Linked DNA regions of Homo sapiens: region 2 is linked to region 1. A link is a loop called in an ENCODE intact Hi-C map of the cell type or tissue named here. Cell type or tissue: chondrocyte. All regions are shown on one strand. Each heading gives the region's core, and the rest is flanking DNA. Links, peaks and the distances in the headings are about the cores only. Region 1 overlaps TFAP2A (transcription factor AP-2 alpha). Region 2 has its middle 870 kb from the start of HULC.

Region 1 (4,398 bases), core at 118-4,117:
TCATTTTTAAAGAACTTTGAATCATAACCAGTCGCGGCAGGATAGAGACCGTGGGTTCGACCAGCTGAAGGCGCCGCGCGAATCGGTGGTTCAAGTTCGGATGGATCCGAGCCGGGCTCCCGCGCTCCGGGGAGCGTCGGCGCCGTGACTGGAGTCCTGGGTGGCGCGGGGCTCTCGGCGCCTTTTGTGTGGGGCGCGCTCGGGCGGCGGGGCAGCCGGGCGCTCCAGGCTTGCTTGTTTTTTTCCACCCTGACTCGTTACCCCAGACTCTTCGCAGATGTTAGTTCACAGTTTTTCAGCCATGGTGAGTCCCATCCCCACCCCCGTTGCTGTTTCTTTAGGAATTGGATTCTGGAAACCTGGTGCCGTGGAGCTGCCCGAAACCTCGGGTTTCACGCCCAGCTTTCCTTCAGGACACCCTCTCCATTTGCATCCCCCACCCCACCTTCCGCCTTTCTCTCGCTCTTTTCCATCCCTAAATCGAGTGCATTACCCCCTACCCCAGCCCCCGCTCGACCTCTCCGAGCACGCAGACCTACCTCGCCGCGGCTTCCCAAGGCGTGTTTCTCCCCACGTTCATCTTGATTTCCTTGAGTCTTCACTTGTCCCCGAGATGTTCTCAACATTTGATGCTTAAACTGTCTGCAGGAAAAGTGCAGCGCGGTGTGCCCCCTACCCTCGGGACCTGCGGCCGAACCGCCGAGGGTTCGCGGTCTCTGGAATCAACTCTCTTCGCTTGTTTTGCAAGGGAATTGCAATAGAGAAACCTAAAGTCAGGCGTTTCTTCTGCCCTTTGGGGCTGGGGTGGAAGGGGCGGGGGGGGGGGGCCACAGCCCCGGGGTGCACCTCTCTCTTTTAAACCCAATAAGGCTGAATCTTTCTATTTTAAACCTTGACTTGACGTCCCCCTTTCCCTATCCAAACCATAAATCGACTCTGTCGAGAAAAAGGCTCCTAACAGAGGAAGCGAAAAAGACAGACCCCGATCCTGCAGTTAAAACCTTCTTTAAGCTGGTAATTTAAACGTGTGTTTTTGTTACAGCCCCTCTGCGAAATATGTTTCTATTTAAGTAGTCATGAAACGGTAACAGTCTTTGAACGTTTATGATTTTTTTCTCTCCAAATAAATGGAAGAGAATAAACAATAACGCAGTGGCAGACAGGTTCAAATCGGGGGAAAAGAAAAGGCCGCTTCTGCTGTTTAGTATTTAGGAGGAATTTTAATTTTGCTTAAGAGAGATTTCACGCTGCAGTTTAATGGGCTGTGTTCCAGGAGACCCTTTTCTATCTTTTCCTCTCTTTGAAAGAAACCCCTAAATAGTCTCTTGTGCCCCCTCCATATACAGTTTCTCTGCGTTGTTCGGTCTGTTTCACTTGAGGGTATTTCCTGAAAAGAACTTAGAGCTGATTTTTTCCCGGCGGCCAGCCAACGGGAACGGGCGATTTCCCACGCAGACTTGTCAAGTGGATTTTGTGTGGATAGTTGTAGCTCGACGCCTGATTCCTTGTTCTTTACCTTTCCTCTCGCTCTCTTCTAGGACCGTCACGACGGCACCAGCAACGGGACGGCACGGTTGCCCCAGCTGGGCACTGTAGGTCAATCTCCCTACACGAGCGCCCCGCCGCTGTCCCACACCCCCAATGCCGACTTCCAGCCCCCATACTTCCCCCCACCCTACCAGCCTATCTACCCCCAGTCGCAAGATCCTTACTCCCACGTCAACGACCCCTACAGCCTGAACCCCCTGCACGCCCAGCCGCAGCCGCAGCACCCAGGCTGGCCCGGCCAGAGGCAGAGCCAGGAGTCTGGGCTCCTGCACACGCACCGGGGGCTGCCTCACCAGCTGTCGGGCCTGGATCCTCGCAGGGACTACAGGCGGCACGAGGACCTCCTGCACGGCCCACACGCGCTCAGCTCAGGACTCGGAGACCTCTCGATCCACTCCTTACCTCACGCCATCGAGGAGGTCCCGGTAAGAGGCCGCGCAACCAGCGCGGGAGGGAACACAGCCCCCTACTTACCTACCCCAGAAAGGATACCTGGAACATACAGTCGGTGGGCCCGGGTTCTCCCTAGTATTTCCTTATAAAAACATTTTATTCGGAGGCGGAGAGTGAGGGACGTTTTGAGGAACCACACAAAGTAGTTGCGAGTTCTACCCCAGAACAATGGTTTCTGGAGCTCCCTCAAACAATGCCTGCATTACCATTTCCACCAACACAGATAAATCAGACGAATGTCACCATTAACAATATCTTCCTCTCGACGACAGTAAACTGTCTCAATTGCTAAAAGATCTACTTCCATCGCTGAGTCTGGCGTGGAGATTTCTCCCTGTCCTGGGAATGATGTTAAATGCAACCAAAAGAGCTCATTAAATGTCCTCAAAATGTAAAAGGAAGTGTAAAAGACACACTAAGATCATTTTAACCGGATTTTATAAGCACAAGTGAAACCTAAAAGTTATGTGTACACCCTATCCTGATTAAAGAAAAACTAAGTAGCAAATCCAAGCAGAGGGACATTAAAATGCAGCCTTCTTCTTACTAGGGGTGCTAAGTGGTGACCTCATAAATCATTAGCTAGGTTCCCAACGCCTATCAGAACCTGCTACACTCCATATTAAATTAAATGTTTCGAGACTATTGGGTAATACATTATTTGAGTTCTAATTTAGTTATCAATAAATGCAGTTTAAAATGATTTCTAAATAAGCATGGCATTAGCACATTTACTATTTACAATGCAAACCAGGCTATTGATAATTTGAAAATACTTTCTGGAATTAAACTTAAACCAGTACCTCTGCTTCAATTCTATATATTTATGGTTTCCTCACAACCCTCCTGAAATGGAATTAGAGCAAGCCAATAATTTTATTAAAGCTGTAAAGGCTTCTGTTAAAGCTGCTTTTCTTTGGAGAGGAAATGTATCTGGATGTGATTTTTACTAAAATGCTATTTCAAATTACTGCATCAAATATTGCAGCAGTATGTCCGTTGACAGTTTAATGATTACTACATTAGATTGTAAGGAAAATGGTCAGATGAACTTACCTCCTTGCTTGGTGAATTTAAAACATTATTTAAGTTCCGTAGGAAAATAGAAAATTTATTACATCTCTCATTTGGCCCAGTTAGTCACTGAAATTTGTTGGTTATGTTTAGCAGCCCTTGCATGGAAGGCAGGAAAGTGGGCACTTGATCCAGTATAAGGTTTAGTGAGCACTGTATGTCTGTATATGTGTGTTCATACTTACATGTTTTTAGAAACTGATACTTAACAGTGCATTTTTTTGGAAGTGAGAGGAGCACTAATTTATATAAGAGCAATTTAAACATGAACTGGGAGTTATGATTATTTTAGTTCCCTTTCCCAAAGCACTCTGAATCTTTTCCTTGCTTGTTCTTTGAAAATATTTGAATTGCAAAATAATGTTGCAAGCTTTTGGAACTACTGTGAATGAGAATTGCTCTACTTTGCAAAAATTTCAAGGTGAATTCTTAACACCTGTATACTCACTCTTTGTGGCAAAATTGGTCAGTAGGAGAAACTAACTAAAAGATTAAACAAAAACAAGGAAACCCAGTTGCTGTTTTTCCCTCTCCCTCCCCCATCTTTTAAGAAAAAAATTCTTTCAAAGGAATTTGGGTCAAGAAAAAGGTTGTTTTCAATTTTTTCCCATTGCTGCAACAGTTAACCTTTAGTAAGTATAACTGCTAAATATTTAAGAAAATCAAATCGATGGTGAAAATTATTTAATCATTAATATCTCAGTGGGGTTTTAAACTTAACAGTCTTCCCTGTATGGACAAGGTCTAGAAATAACACAAATAAAAGTATTATGCCACACTACATTTACTTTATGGGTTTAGGGTGCATGCATAAAGGGATCATATTTCCCCATATAGTTAAAACACAAGAACTGCAGCAGTAGTCATTTCTGAACATTTCTCAATTTAATTATACTTAAATCCAGAAGCACTTTAGGCAAGTTACAAATGAGAGCATTGAGTATAATAAAACCTGTAATAAAGCAACTTAGTACCATCCACCCGGAATCATTGCGATCAGGCACAATTAACAGGAGCATAAATCCAAGACAGAATGGAAAATGTTCGAATCAGTATTATTGTTGGACAAAGACTAGAGAAGGAAGCAATAGTTTTTTAAATGGTAATGCCTGTGTTTGGTAATGATTGCAAAATCTTCTATCTCAGCAGCCCTGGTGCTAATTTGTAAACACAGCCAGACATTATATTGCCTGTCAGTTTCTGCATTAGAAAACATGACTTCATTTTACTTTCTAATCACGTTTTGACTCTAGTGCGCACACGTATACCCATCCATCTGTAAAAAAAAAAAAAAAAAAGAAAAGAAAAAGAAAAACACCCCAC
Region 2 (4,398 bases), core at 220-4,219, 890 kb after region 1:
TTTTGAACGTTTAATACATATCTCAAAAGCCTGGTCAGACTCATCTATACAATTCATTTAACCTATAACACATTTTTATTCCAAGTGGTTTTAACTTACTTTATTCACTTTCTTATTCACATGCCTTAGAAATTTGGTTTATATGCTGGCAATGAGTGGAACCATCCCAAAGCCTTTACTCCCCATCTCTGTGCTAAGCCCTCCCTGTCCAATGATTTTCTGTTTATATGTATAGCCTAATCCAGAATCAGGTCAAGTCATAGAAGCAGCTTTCCTGACTCAAAGCCAGGCTGGGGATATCACATATCTCAGGAATGAGCTCAGAGGGCAGCTGACTTAGCTCCTGGTTGAAAATCTGCACTTGGTTTCTTGATGTGTTATGTTCCAAGAGTCATGGCTGCAGACAGAGATTAGTGATGACTTTTTGTCTTACTTTCAGGTTTCAAATTGTGAGGAGGCTTTTTTCTTCTTCTTTTCAATTCTATTTGAAGTTTAATCTCCATTTTCCTTCAGACAAACTCAGTCGCCACGACCTGCATTCAACTTTTCATTTCTTGCCCCTCACCATTTTATGTTTCTGCTCTCTTTCTGGCAACAGAGATGTTTACTGTATTTTTGATTCTGGCTATGTCCTCTTAGTTTTTCTCGTTTTTTACTTTTTATCTGCCACGTGCATATGTTTGAAGCAAGGAAGGCATTTGAAGCTTGATCTGCCCACCTGATTTCTAGATAGTCATGTTTCTCTTGTCTACACTTTTATTCTGTTCTTCATTTTTAGATTGACACAAATTGCTGGTGGGTATGTTGCCAGTTTTCATATCACAAGTAGATATGCACACCCAACACAACACACACACACACTCACATACACTCACATGTGTAGATCATTTGCCCAGGCTCAGAATATTGAACCTCTCTTGTGACACAAATTCAACATTAACAAAGCAATTCTTATATTTTTCCAGGATGTTAGAAACCAATCAGAGTTTTGTCTTTTTTTTTCAGTTGTGTTCTAAGAAATGTACTAATGTGTTCCAAGTGTTTATAAAAGTATTTGCAAGAAAAAATTATATTTGGGATTATAGTTGACCGAGCTGTTGGGGACTCTTATCCATTGTGAATGATAGTGCAGCTTTACCTCCAATAGGCTATGTCTTTTTCTTTCATGAATGCCAGTACTGACTACTGTTTAGTCCAGTTTGTTACTGATATGAAATGTCATCTTTCCAATGCTTTAAAGATATAACCTGTTAGAAGGTTTTTGTTTTGTCTTGAACTAGAAAAACGATAGTGGCAAAACACTGATAATTTTGCAGCAGTGAATCCTCTTTCAAAACGACAGTTCTCTTTGATCAGACAAAAGCTAGAAAATGTATTGTCACTTTTAAAACTACTTAATCTTTATTACCTTTTGCATGATGTTTTCAACAATAATAGAATGTTAACGAAGAACAATTTTAGTGGTGTTTCCAGTCAATAAATGGCACATACCAAAGCAAAAAACGTGGGAAAACCAGTTTTGCAGCACTTTTCTGACCATCTAGCTCTGACACTGAAAAAAAAAAAAAGGCTGAAGATAATTTTTGGATTGTGCCTTGGGTCCTGTGAATTCTACTCCTTGTCCCAGATGTGGCTGCATGCATGAAAGAGCTGGGCTGAGATTATCTTAGATTGTGTTGGAGAGAGCTTTCTAATGAACAAAGAACATTTTCAAATGTTCAAATGTTGTGTAAATTCAAATGTTGTGTAATAAATATTATGATGACGGTAGGCCTGAGATTCTACAGGGCTGTGTACACAGGCAAGGCCACTGATCTAGACCGTTAGGGACACTGTGACCATGTGACCTACAGGAAGAGTTGTATTTGCATAAATTAAAGTAATTGCTGAAGACGAATCCTTAACAATGTAAGAGGAGGCACTAGAAATGACCCACAAAAGAGTCACATAAAATATCTGCCAAGTTCAAGAACCAATGCAATTTCCCAACAATATTAATCTAATAAGACGTTTTGCTCTTCTCCCTTCTGCCCAAACTTCTCCCTCTCTCCCATTCTGGAGGGTCCGAAACCAAGCTCGGTGGGATGGAGAAGAGGAGGTAATGTATAAGGCAGGGGAGGGGAGAGTAACCAGCCCTCTTACTACACAGGCCTGGGCTGGACAATGGCAAGAAGCCCTTACTTATTAAATTTGAGGATGGTACCACTATGTGGAGATGATCTTTTTAATCACTGAACAGAAACTGATTTCATTATTTGCCTGTAAGCAGAAAAACCAGAGGACTTGTCAAAAATTGCATCCAAGCATAGGGGAAAAACAAGCCCCATATAATACACATGAAAGATCAAAATAAAATCCTTCTTTGATTATCCTGCAAGTTATGTTTCTTTGGTGTAACATTTATACATGTAAAATGGGATTAATAATATAATAATAATAGTTACCTGGGATGGTTGTTGTGATAATCAAGAGAGACAATATGTGTCAAAAGATGACATACACCTGGCTTAAAGAAAGTATTTGCTGCTATTTTAATAGTCTTCCTGTTGTAACTTTATCATGCAAAATCACGTGAGTGGGCTGGAGAACTGAATAGATTAGTAAAGGGGAAAAACAAATTATGAAGAAGAGACAGAAATGGAAAACCCCACTGATTTGCCGATTATGTGCAGTGCATAGGGAAAGCCCACAAGGTGAGAGGCTGAGAATGGCTATGGGGGAGATAGGAATCAAATCATCGTTACCCAGAGGCTGCAAGAGGTTTTCACATCAGGCCTCCAAGACCAAATTGTCACACAGGTCACTACCTTGGGCCTGAGAAGTCAGTTTATCTGCCTGGTCTTTTGTTTATTTATTCAGCTAAAATCTTTGATATTTTCTGTGGAAGTCTGTGAGACAGAATCATGGCAGTCAGAAGAGAAACAAGTTATCCTGTTAAAAAGGTATTCTTTATTAAGTTTAAAAATTTCCCCCAATAGTTCATTGAATGACTCACTTTCCGAGGATTTTTTCATGAATATGTGGTATTTAAGGATGTGACTCATATTCTTAGCAACGTTGTAAATTTGACACATTAAGACAAACGGTTGAGACACATACAGAACAATAATGGGCTACTAATGCAGGAAAAAAATCTTTGAAATCAAGATGAGACTTCTGTTTATATGGTGATATGCCTGGATTTCATATTAGCCCATGTTTTATATTTGAGCCGAAATGTTAAAATCCAATCACCATAATGTTCTGAGCTACATGTTTCCAAAACAGCTGATATGGTTTGGATATTTGTCCCCTCCAAATCTCACATTGAAATGTGACCAATGTTGGAGGCAGTCCTTGTGGGAGGTGTTTGGTTCATGGGGGAGGATCCCTCATGAATGGCTTGGTGCTGTCCCCGCAGTAATAAGTGAGTTCTCGCTCTGTTTGTTCACGGGAGAGCTGGTTCTTTAAACAGCCTGTCATCTCCCTTTTGCTTCCTCTCTCGTCATGTGATATGCTGGCTCCCCCTTTGCCTTCCACCATGATTGTAAGTTACTTAAGCCTCATCAGAAGCCAAGCAGATGCTGGTGCCATGCTTGTATGGTCTGCAGAACTGTCAGCCAAATAAACCTCTTTTCTTTATAAATTACTCAGTCTCAGGGATTCCTTTATAGCAATGCAAAACAGACTAAAACAGTAGCTGATCAATTCACTTCACATTTCAATTTCAATTTTTTGAAATTCAATTTTTATTTCGATTTTTTCTCCCACTTTCATAAAATAGTTAACTGAATTCTGTATGGAATTCCTAGGATGCTTTCATGCCATTTGGACACAATCAAGCATCCATCATGTCCATTAGATTTTTAGTTCAATTACCAAAAGGACATTTTCCTCCTCAACATAAACTTGGGTGTATGAGACCCTTAGAAAGTAACTTCATTGTGTTGATCTTAATCTCATAATGCAGTTTACCTTTCTCCCAAGGAGCAGTGTACTTATTACAGAAGAAAGCTATTTCCAGTATCTCTCCCTGTGTGTGGTGGGTGTTACATTTATAGCAAAGATCTACAAATAAGGTTTCAGTATTTATGTTTGCTGTTCTGCTATACTGTTTTCTATTGATCTGTTTTTACTAAGACTGATGGTAAGGGCTATGGGATATAGAAGTTATTTTGAATTTCTGTTTAGATAAAATATATCAGTGCATTTAGTCATCATTGGAAATATATGTCCAAATGGGTTTAGTCGATGTTTAGAGGCTAAAATTTTCATGCAGAAGAAATTAATCATCTTTGTAAGAACTTAGAGTTAGTAAAGTTAGCATAATCTGAATGTCATATACTTGATGATATTTAAAAGAGAATAGATTGAAGTAAGAGTCGATACAGGTAGATCAATGAATATCATCAGAAATGT

What was found. A loop is a pair of places that touch in the nucleus more often than their neighbours do. Peaks named below come from ENCODE experiments on the same cell type or tissue, not always from the same donor. Only the 100,000 strongest peaks of a DNase experiment are listed, where the experiment ranks them.
Region 2: a loop joins it to region 1, with 13 times the contacts of the local background. A loop is called at or near these places in 5 of 110 quality-filtered maps.

What each region holds. Positions count from the first base shown.
Region 1 is chr6:10,407,476-10,411,873 of GRCh38, reverse strand. TFAP2A (transcription factor AP-2 alpha) reads left to right here. Exons shown (of 7, transcript NM_001372066.1): 2 at 1,539-1,973. TFAP2A-AS2 (TFAP2A antisense RNA 2) reads right to left here. Exons shown (of 1, transcript NR_145448.1): 1 at 3,947-4,398. Among named protein-coding and RNA genes, the nearest start is that of TFAP2A-AS1, 2.6 kb to the left of the region's middle. In chondrocyte, for the core only: no CTCF peak of the experiment used is centred there; a DNase peak (open chromatin) is centred at 1,857.
Region 2 is chr6:9,519,585-9,523,982 of GRCh38, reverse strand. No RefSeq gene overlaps it. Among named protein-coding and RNA genes, the nearest start is that of HULC, 870 kb to the right of the region's middle. RefSeq lists enhancers at 3,096-3,145, 3,552-3,631. In chondrocyte, for the core only: no CTCF peak of the experiment used is centred there; no DNase peak of the experiment used is centred there.